Linked DNA regions of Homo sapiens: region 1 is linked to region 2. Evidence: chromatin loops called from intact Hi-C (ENCODE). Cell type or tissue: ascending aorta. All regions are shown on one strand. Links, peaks and the distances in the headings refer to the core of each region. The heading gives the core; the rest is flanking DNA.

What was found. Peaks named below come from ENCODE experiments on the same cell type or tissue, not always from the same donor. Only the 100,000 strongest peaks of a DNase experiment are listed, where the experiment ranks them.
Region 1: it touches region 2 in a loop (6-fold over the local background); 7 of 110 quality-filtered maps call a loop at or near these places.

The regions. Positions count from the first base shown.
Region 1 is chr5:38,379,972-38,385,354 of GRCh38, reverse strand. The region is part of intron 6 of EGFLAM (EGF like, fibronectin type III and laminin G domains); the gene reads right to left. Among named protein-coding and RNA genes, the nearest start is that of EGFLAM-AS2, 21 kb to the left of the region's middle. RefSeq lists an enhancer at 2,174-2,468. In ascending aorta, for the core only: a CTCF peak has its summit at 2,344 (motif pointing left); a DNase peak (open chromatin) is centred at 2,334.
Region 2 is chr5:38,664,653-38,670,035 of GRCh38, reverse strand. The region is part of intron 8 of LIFR-AS1 (LIFR antisense RNA 1); the gene reads right to left. Among named protein-coding and RNA genes, the nearest start is that of LINC01265, 53 kb to the left of the region's middle. In ascending aorta, for the core only: a CTCF peak has its summit at 2,802 (motif pointing right); a DNase peak (open chromatin) is centred at 2,845; H3K27ac peaks cover 761 bases.

The DNA.
Region 1 (5,383 bases), core at 96-5,095, 280 kb after region 2:
CTCTATTTTATATAAGAGACTTGAGCATCTTTGGATGTTGGTGTTTGTTGGCGGTGGCGGGGGCGGGGGGGGGGGGTGGGTGGGAAACAGTCCTTGAATCAATTCTCCATGAATACAGAGAAATGACTGTTTATGTTTGTGTGTACTAGGTTGCAATGTAAATTGCATACACTTATTATAAGTGGTAGTCCAAAAAAGTTTGATAAATAGTTGTTTTTTTAAATGTCAGTTAATTTCCCAGCTGATTGCCACTTTACTTTGAACAGGGGTTAGGTTTTTAACTTTGATTTTGTTCTATAGCAGGGTTCCTCAACTTCAGTACTATTGACATTTAGAGCTAGATAATTCTCCATTGTAGGGGGCTGTTCTGTGCATTGCAAGGTATTCATATTTAGCAACATCTCTAGTCTCTACTGACTAAATGCCAGTAGCACTTTCCCCCCAGTTGTGACAGCCAAAAATGTCTCCAGGCATTGCCAAATATTCTTTGGGGACCAAAATCACCCCCAGTTGAAATCTACCACTCTATTGTGCCCCCAAATACTTTTGAGCATTTGGGGGCACAATAGAGTAGTAACAGACATGAAGCAAAGAGCCTGTGGGAGCCAAGTGCAGTAGAATGAGCCTGGGATACAGATCCCCAAACTTTCTTAACCTCTGTTGGGTTTACAGCCAGGTCCCTATGGGCCACTCTGTCACTGCACAGACTGCCTTCAGTCTAACCGCAGGATTTTCCCACATGTGGCTGGGACATGCAGCAGGACACAGCAGGTGTTCCCGGTCAGAAAGTGTTCCTGAGACACTAAGAAAGGCAAAGGCATCCCAGTACTTCTGGCTTATATAAGGAAATAGCTCAGGGAACTGATGTAGAAACTCCCCACTTGGGAGCATGGGAGCAACACTCACACTGCTCTCAAGAGGAACCAACAGAATATGGGTGAGAATGGAGCGGTGTAACCACGCATGTAAGTGGGGTCTCTGCAACAGAGAAGAGGACAGGAAGCGCAAGGATCACTGGCTAGAGAGTCCCAGATGACTGTAAGACCTTCAGAGAGTCACATAATCTGGTGGTGTCAGTTCCTTATCCGAAAATTGTGGAAGTCTGGCTAGGTTCTTCAATGACTCGCCAGTTTCAAAATTCTATGATTTCCATTTGGCACTCTACCTCTTTTTTCTTTTCATGTCTGTTCTCCTTAAAGCAATATAAAATTGCCTCCTTATTCCTTCTCCTTCCTCTCCAGTGAGCTCCACCACTGCAGCCACAGCAATCCTGCTTAAAATATAAGTCAGGCCATGTCATTTTGCTGCTCAAAATTTCAATATCTTGGCCTTTAACTTTGAATAAGATTCAAAGTCTTCATCAGGACCTATAAGATTTGACACGCTCTGACCCCTGGCAAACTTTCTGACCTCACTTCCTATCATTTTTCTCACTCACCACATTCCCACCACGTGGGCCTCTTTCTGTGAGCTTCCAGTGTCCTGTGGGCTGTCACCCCAGGACCTCTGCATTTGTCACTCCCTCCACGTGGAGGGATTCTGCTCAAATCTCTCTTTGAGAGAAGCCTTCCCTGATAGCCTATCCCAAGCAGCAGCTCCCACCATCCTCTACACCCTCTTAGCCCTTCACTTTTCCTCTTGACACTTATCATTACTGATGATATTATTTATGTAATATAATGTGATACAGACTTATTTCACAGACTCTCCCACAGATATACCTCATGAGGGCGGAGACACTATTGATCTTGTTTACTGCTAAAACCCCAGCATCCAGAAATTACCTGGGCATAAACAGACATCAAATACACATTTTGGAAACTGTGTGAATAAGTGCTTAAACAAGCAAAATAATCAATGTAGAGTCAGAAATTAGGTTCTTTACTTTCTTGAACATCACCCAAACAGTTTTCAGGGGTAATGTTAAAAAAAAAAAAAAAGGCCTGACAAATTTGTTTGTAGCCTTTCTCATCACCCACTCCTCTAATTTTCATTGTTGTAATTCTTTCTGAATTTGCCAGCTTTTTATTTCATTTTATTTTGGAAAGAAATGTATGTACCAGTTGTTTGCATCATTTTGACACAGCATTGTAAATAAAATGTTATAAACGCCAAAGAACGCTGAAGAAATATCTGTTTTTGTTTGTGGACGTTTGGTTGCACCAGAAAAAAATCTAAAATTAGTTGCCTTCTCCCATGTTGGTTGGGACTTTGAACCATAGAAGGTGCCCTCTATCTGACGCAATCTAATGGAGCTGCTCTCAAGGTCAACCACTTCAGGTGACTCCAGACTGAGTCGCAAGGGCTCGTCCGGCTCTGTAAGTGTGGGAACTACTGCCATCTGCTGGATGACTGTTGATACTTCCTCCTGAGCAGCTGTGGCTGGCATGCCCCTGCACTCCCTAAGGATCCTGTGATCAACATCAGTGATGGGAGATACATTCCACTGGGCCAAAATGGAGACACAATCACATTTTAAAATATGGTAGATGCTGGGATTAGAGTTCAAAAGCAGCACTAATCTATGTTCTAAGACAGGCCTCTTGGCTCCTCATATCAGTGGGAATAAGAAGCTGGTACCACCAAAAATTTCCAATTGGGGCTCAGATTTAGAGATAGATCCTTACAGCAGCTGACTTATTTTTCCTTTTGAAAAAACATTTTTATCTCAAAAGGTATATATGAATATTATGTGTTAATAAGAGATTAGTGCAACATAGGCTATTGGTTAAATTTGTGAAATAGCAGATAAGAGACTTGGGTTCAGAATACCATCCACTTGCTGATCAGCTGTGCATGTCAGTCTATCCAACTAGAAACTAATGGAGAAATAATGGTGCTGGCCCACTCTGCTTCAAAAAGATACCAGAAGGGAAGATGAACTTGGACAACCAAAAGACAAGTAAGGTTACCATCAAGAGGCCCAGCTTTGTTTACACCAGTGAAGCAATCCAAATGTCCATCAATGAGGAATTAGTTCAATAAATGTGGCACACCTTTATAATGGAATACATTGTTATTAAATTTTGTGATGTATACCTACATTCATTTGCATTTATATATGTATAAAGTATTTTGTTGTACAGAAAAAGTGTATGTACTATGATTTCATCATTGGATTAAAAAAAATTCTGGAAGATATTATCTGCCAAAATATTAATAGTGGCTATACCTAGATGCTGAGTTTAGAGATAATTTTCATTTTGACCTTTTAATATTTTTTATGTTGCCTGAATTTTTTTCACTAACAATAAGCATTATAGAGCACAATATTCTTTTCTATTTGGCGATAACACAAATACTATTTCTGTTTTGCAATTACTGCAATGGTTTCTCTAACGTCATCTCCTTCGACTTTTCTGCCCCAGAACTCCCTTCTCCAGCTACACTGACCTTCTTGTTCTTCTCTGAACACGCTTGAGGAATCGAATCTTTAGACAAAAGGAATCTCACTAATTTTAGGAATCAAGTGGCAGATCCTGGACCAAAACCCAGTTTGGCGATTACCTTTTCAGACTTGATTCCTAAATTCCTCTGTCCTTCTCCACCCTGCCCTGTGCCCTGGGAAGCTGACCTGCCTGGCTTCCACTTGTGTGCTGCCCATTAGGAAGCACCAACAAGAAAGAAGAGAGAGGAAAAAGAGTCAGAGTGTTCCCCTAAATTTTACCCTATGAGGTTATCATGGGACACATGTCTGAAGGTCATAGCTCTTGCTGGATGGCCCTCCCTTTCCATCTGGATACTGGTCCCAATTAGCACATGACTAAGCTGTTGCAAACAGTCCCCTCATTAAACTTGTTTCAAATCATCCAAGTACTTATGCCTCTATTTCGTGCCAGGAGCCTGATGACTACTGAGATCCCTAGAAAAGTCATCTTTTCTCCTGCAGTTGCTTCTCATTTATATTTGTACATAAGTGTTTCGTATTCGGTTGCATTATCAGATGAGATCCATCAAACTCAGCCAGCATGCACCGCGTCCCTCCTATGTGTCTGTGTTAAGCTGATTTCACAGACCTCCTCTCTTTGTGCTGAACAACAACTGTGGCCCTACTCCCATCAAAGAACTGAAACGATTCAAGAATTTAGATGCTAAGAAATGATCCCAATGAAGAACTATATAAAAGCAAGAAATGCTCCAAAGGAAAGAACAGAAAAGATTAGCCATGACATTATGATGAATGTGAAGGAAAGAGAACAAAATGGATAATTAAGTAAATAAAAGGAAACAAAGTGAAAATGGGTAAGATAATTGTGTGTGGATATGTATGTGGATATCACCTCAATATATTAATGTTTAAAAATCCATTGAGTGGAATAAACAGTATATAGTTGCACATTCTGAGGCCATGAAATATCAGCCGACCGACTGAGCAGATGCTCCAGTTGAAATCAGAGCATCGTGAGTTCCTTTCCTTTGAAAATTTATATTTCCTTATCATTTGCTTTAGTCTCTCTTCTCTACCTAGCCAGAGGGGGTAAAATATTGGTGTCCTGATTATTAGTAAATGTATGATAATGTAAGATGCACAAAGGCCTCAGAAGAGCAATTAATAGGTATTTAAACAGCAAAGTGAATCATTCCCTGTAGAGCCAATAAAGTTGTGCAAATGAATGTTGCTCAGATTTACATGCATGGAGTCATCAGCAAATCAATAGAGCGATTGCCATGGAGGACACCCTGAATGTAAAATTACATCTGAAGTTATATTCACGCTCAAATGCAAACTGAAAATGCAGGTTTGTCTAGGCTATGAGTAAAACAAATTATTTATCGCTCCTACTGTTCCCTTTTTCATCTCACGTTCTAAAGATTTACAAATCCATGAAGCTCACTGACTCATTGGCCTTTCCCATGCTCCTGGAATAATGCCTAGCAAAGGAACCTCTTCCTCAGTTTGCTTTTTGTCTTTCTCCAATGTCACCAGCACAAACCTGTTCCAAAGCAGTTGGATTGCAGGCTCTCCAGGTCTCTTCTTTAAGAACATGTATGTGAAAATTAAATCACAGACAGCTCTATCAAGGGAACAAGTTCATTAGTATGTGCTAATTGATTCCTTAAAAGCTTGACAAAATTGCTATCTAAAAGGGGATTTACCAAATTTCCTGACAAATTTCTTGAAAATTTAAGGAAAAATGCCCAAACAGTATAGTACAGAGGTCAGCAAACTGTGGCCCGTGGGCCAAATCCAGCCTGCTGTAACAATGGTTTTTACATTTTTAGGGGCTGGGGAAAAAGTTTAAGAATAATAATTTCTTGTGACACATAAAACTTAAATTCAAATCTCAGTGTGCATAAATAGTTTTATTGGAATACAGCCATGTATAATTATTTACTGTATGACTGCTTTCCTGCTATGACAACAAAGTTGGCCTAAAAATCC
Region 2 (5,383 bases), core at 192-5,191:
TAATCATAGAGCTTATATTTCTTTCAGCCCTGCCTCTTTATTTTACAAAGGAGTAAACTGAAGCCAGAGAGGTAGAAAAAATTGTCCAACATCACATAACCACTTTGTGACAAAGTTCAAATACCTTTGCTCAGAAAAAAAGGGGCCAAAATGGCAGATTCAATAAGTGTTTTAGAGGCTTCGAGGTATTTAGCCTGGGGCCAAATCCTGACCAAAACTCACTAGCTCTAGCTCCTTGGGGAAATCCCTTCACCTCCCGAATCCTCTGTTTCTTCATTTGTAAAATGATGATGATAATAATCTTTTGCAGCACTGTGGAATACTGGGAGGTTATATATGTAAAATGCCTAGTACAGCATCTGCCTCATAATATGTGCATTATGTATTTAGGTGCATAATATGTGCATTATGTATTTAGGTGCATTATTCTTAATTTCCCAGAATCAGCAAGGCCAAACTCCTTTGCATTGTGGGCTAACAGGGAGATGTCCAATAAAAACAATGATCCTTTAGTTCTCACTCCTGCCTAGCTCTAAGAGGCTCAACAAATACTATGAAAGCAAATCAGGTGCCCCATGGACAAAGACTAATAATGATACACCATATCTGACTCAAACATTTCATTCATTTTTGCACTCAGCAAAGAGTAAAATGGTTTCTAATCAAGTAAAGAATCCTAAAATTGGATTCATAGCATATAGTGCCAGGTTCAAAAGGGGATAAAAACATTACTTTTTTAACATTCTTGCTAAAGAAATGTTCAGCATACTCCATGTTATTCTTCCTCAATTCTTTTTCTTTTCTTTTTTTGACACAGAATCTCATTCTGTCCCCCCAGCTGGAGCACAGTGGTATGATCTCGGCTCACTGCAACCTCCGCCTCCCGGGTTCAAGTGATTCTCCTGCCTCAGCCTCCCAAGTAGCTGGGACTACAGGTGCCTGCCACCATGCCTGGCTGATTTTTGTATTTTTAGTAGAGACTGGGTTTCACCATATTGGCCAGGCTGGTCTTGAACTCCTGAACTTGTGATCCGCCCGCCTCAGCCTCCCAAAGTACATTAATAACTTTTTAAAACTCTGAATATAATAGGCATTAAAGATTTCTAGAATGCCATGGGTTCTGAGTCATGGGGAGCTGCAAGTGTTTCTAATGCACCGATTCTCACAATGCTGAAATGCTCTCCCTGCCCATTGACTCAAGGGAGCCAACCAATGAACTACGTCTGTTCATGGAGAGATGCATGTAGGGATCAGAGTATCCCAAAGATGCATTTTTCTAGACAGTACCTGGTCGCTGTACACCAGTTACCAGTGCAGGGAAGTGTGAACATAGCCAAGAATTCGGACTGAAATTCAGAAGGCTTTTAATTCACTATTGGTAGTGAATATTTCTGACTCAAGTCTCAACAGAAAACAGAGTGCATTCAGGATGGTACAAAGAACATTAAAGAAAAGACTATCTGTAGAGGACTAAATGGGATCAGAAGGGACTCTGAGGCACCAGGGGACTGATGAAAGTGGGCAGCCATTACACCCCCAGGTTTGAAGGGTCAAGGGGAGAACTGGCAGGTGCCAGAACCCAGTAAGAGCTGTAATGTGGGAGAGGAGGCCTTTGATGGGAGTTTGCTCATCAGTAGAGGAACAGGACCACCATACCCTAGTGAAGAGGGGAGTCAAAAACACTGACATCTCTCTTTCCCACCTTCTGACCGCTTACTAGTGCCTCCCTCTGGCTGAACCACCAGAAGCCCATTGATACAGTCCATACCGGCAGTCTCCTGCAGCTCAAGGCAGAGCTAAAAAAGCTGGAAATGGATTTGGAGGGGCAAATCAAAAATAACCTTGCGTGGCAACTCTGTGAGTCCCGGGAAAGGCACAAATACAGTTTTCTTTTTCTTTGTTTTGCCTTGGTTTGTCCTGTATTGGAATGGCTACGTGATGAATTCACACTTATTGATGGGAGAAAGTTATCTACTACATACTTGTACCCAGATTAGATATGGCAATCAGAAGGTCCAGTTCAATTCTCTAAGCAGCTGAATTTTCTTAACTACCTGGGAGGATATGTCACATTTTAAAGCCATACAAAGATCTTCAAGGCTCTGCATTCCAGACAGTTTTCTCTATTTGTTGGGATTTTCGGAAGCCCAATGAGTGACACTCCTGTTCCTTTCAATCTCCCTATATTGGGAGATTGAAAAATCACATTTAATATTTAAAGCTGATATTAGACAGCAAGGTTTAGTAGGAATGCTAAATGAGCTTACTAAAATTGTGCTGCAGAATAAAATGTATCCACTCAGTCACAGGCAAAGCAGGAAAACACAGGTCTTGCCCACGGGGGCAGAGTCTTTACTGCTAACCTCTTGAGCAGATGAAAACACATGCTTTTTGCAAGTGGACAGACCCCTAAAGAGGAGAGGTAGGAGCTGAGGCACCATGCTCAGTTGCTTATCTCATTCAGGGGTTAGGTCTGTCCTTGTTCCATGGTGGAAGAGTGAGTCACCTGCCAACAACAAGAAGGATATGTGCAAACAGACAAAGCAGAAGGTCCCATGGTCCATCCACCCATTATTCCCCTTCTGATAGTAACCCCCGGGGTGTTCTATGGGAGAAGGTGATCCGCTTGTCCCCCAGGCTTTTAAGAAATGTATCAGTGCCCATGTCTGACTTCCCAAAGCCCTGGCTTGACCTGTTGACATTGGTTTGTACAACTTCTTGGAGAAACCAGTTCCTTGTTTTCCTCCCATGGATTCTCTGTGCCCCCAAAGTGTGGGGGAGATAGCAGGAGACCAGCCTCCACCTCCGCTTCTGTCCTCCAGGTGGCAGGAGCACCATCTGGACTGTTCTACAGCCTCAGACCAAGCCAAAGATAACAGTATGTTCATGCACAGGAACACGCTGTGCTTCTCCAGATCCCAGGAAAGCAAATCCCAGTGAAGGTCAATAGTGGTACACTGTTTATAACTCAACTTTGGGTAGGAAGAACAAATATTAGGCCTCAGAACTTTCTTTTGTCAAGGACTCATGAGCCTTCTGCTAGGTCCCATCTGATCTTTTGTTAACTAGGTTCTTTCAAGCCCTGTTTATTCAGTGTCAAAAATTCTTAAGCAGCCGAACTCAAGTACCTGGGCTAGAAAGCTGCTATAGTTGCTCTGGAGAGAGTGGCCAGGAGTGGCAAATACCCTCCTGGCCCAGGCCCCACTGACTCTCCTCTCCAGGCTGCCTCTCCAACCCCAAAAACTCATCCAAAAGATGGTGCAATACAATACAACAGAGGCTACCTTCTCACCTTAGTGGTCAGAAACTAGAGCCATGTGTACAATTGCCTACTTGATATTTCTTCTTCAATGTCCCAAAGGACCCTGTCCCACTTCTGCCCCAAGCCTGATCCTTCTATAGTGTTTCCATTGTCAGTGAAGACATTCCCATCCAGACAAATGTGCAAGCTGGAAACCTAGGAGTCAGGCCTATCTCAATCCACATCGAAGTCATTTCCAAGTCATTTCTATTTGGTCCCCAAATCCTCTCTTGAATCCCTCCACTCCCCTCCATCCCCTCCTCTACTACCCTGGTCTGTGCCACAGTCATCTCTTTCCCTACCTATTCTGCCTGAATTCTTTCTCATCCTGCCTCCAATTCAGCCCCATTCTGCAGCTACAACAATTATTTTTTTCCAGAATGCAAATCTCATCATCTTTCTTCTTTAAAGCCCTTCAGTAGCCTCCTATTGCTCCTGGGAGAAAAATGAAAAGCCTAAAATAATCCACTAGATCTTCATCCAGCCCTTCATGCATCTGCACCTCTCTTTGGGCGGCACTTCTATTGGCCTCCAACCCTTTGTATTCTGGTCCCGCAGGTACTGTTTTTTCTCCCACCAAAGGGCCAGTGCATGTGTGCTTTCTCTATGTTGCTCCTCTCTGTGGAGGTTGAAGGCTTACATCTCAGCTAGGAGGACTTCCTCAGGGGCCCCTTTCTGACTTTCTGGAAGAGACAAAACCTCCCCCACTACATTTTTCCATGACAAACATGGGTTTCCCCCCATTCAGAGCACATGCCGTAGTTGTCATTTGTTGTCATTTAGGTGGATTATTTATTAATGCTTATCTCTCCAACTAAAAATGTATCCCCATCTAGGCAAGAATGACCTCTATTTTTGCTCAAAATGATTTGTGTTTGCAGAACCCGGCAGGAAGATTGGTAGTGTATCTGTGAACATGTGTTGAATGAATTGCAAGGTTTTCCTCAAACATGTACAGAGCAGGACATATCCCTGTGGTGTTACTTCCACTCTGGGCTGATCTTTGCCAGCTCAGCCTGGCTCCCTGGTTTAGCCAGCATCCAGCCCTGGGGAAAGTGTGTTCTTCCACTCCACTCTGTGACTACCCTGAAGGGCGAAACCACTAGGGTGGGCTCCAGAGCCAAAAGGGCCAACACAGAAGTACTCCACTAAGACCACACCAAGCTCCCCAGGGCCATACCACAGACTTAAGTACTGTCACTACTATAGGAAGTTCCTGCCGCCAAACTGCCAATGCTGCCTCTGTGTGGGTAATTAGGCTGTGCCAACCAGAGCCCTGCTGGTCTCTTTCTGCTTTAGGCAGGAGGCAGATCTCAGCTGTGTAATGGGTATCAGAAACTCTTAGCGCCCTCTCACTCTGCCCTTCTCTCCTTCTCCTCCTCTCCTTTCTCCTCCTTAATTCCTTAACTGACCCCACCGCTTAAACATTTTTCCTGGCCAGGGAAAATGTAAACCAAACCCTCTGCATAGAAACCAGCTGTGAATAACCAGGTCAACATGACAGTGTGGTCCCAGTACATACCCATAGAAGTGGGGGACTTTCTCTAATGCATGTTATTTTGTAGAAAGGTGTCTGCCTGTGCCTTTCAGAATATGTAGTCTCCCATAGTGTGTGTGTGTGTGTGTGTGTGCGCACGCACTCAAGGTACATGTGCCCATAGTGTGAATGTGCATGAACTGTGTGTATATGTCCATAGCATGTGTGTGTCTAGGGGACCTGGGAAGGGTTCCATCTCTGTGTTCCACAGACAGCCCTCTCACTTCCACAGCAGCTGCCTGAGATCCCCATAGGACATTCTGAGGCAATTAGTGACCATCTCCTGGAGTAGTCATCGGAATCCACTTCACAAACCATCAACTACAGCGAGCAAAACTGACTCTAGCTGATGCCATCTGAGATTCAGCTCATTGTTTGCACTAAGCTCACACTTTCTCTAAGCTATTCACACCAATGACTCTACTTGGCAGGGATGACAAGGTAGGCTTGCCTGTTCCTGGCTGACATAGGCCTCTTCTGACAGCTGACTTTTACTCAAGGACTGCCTGATGGTCTGAGTGAGTCTTTATAGGCTTCAAGGCCAT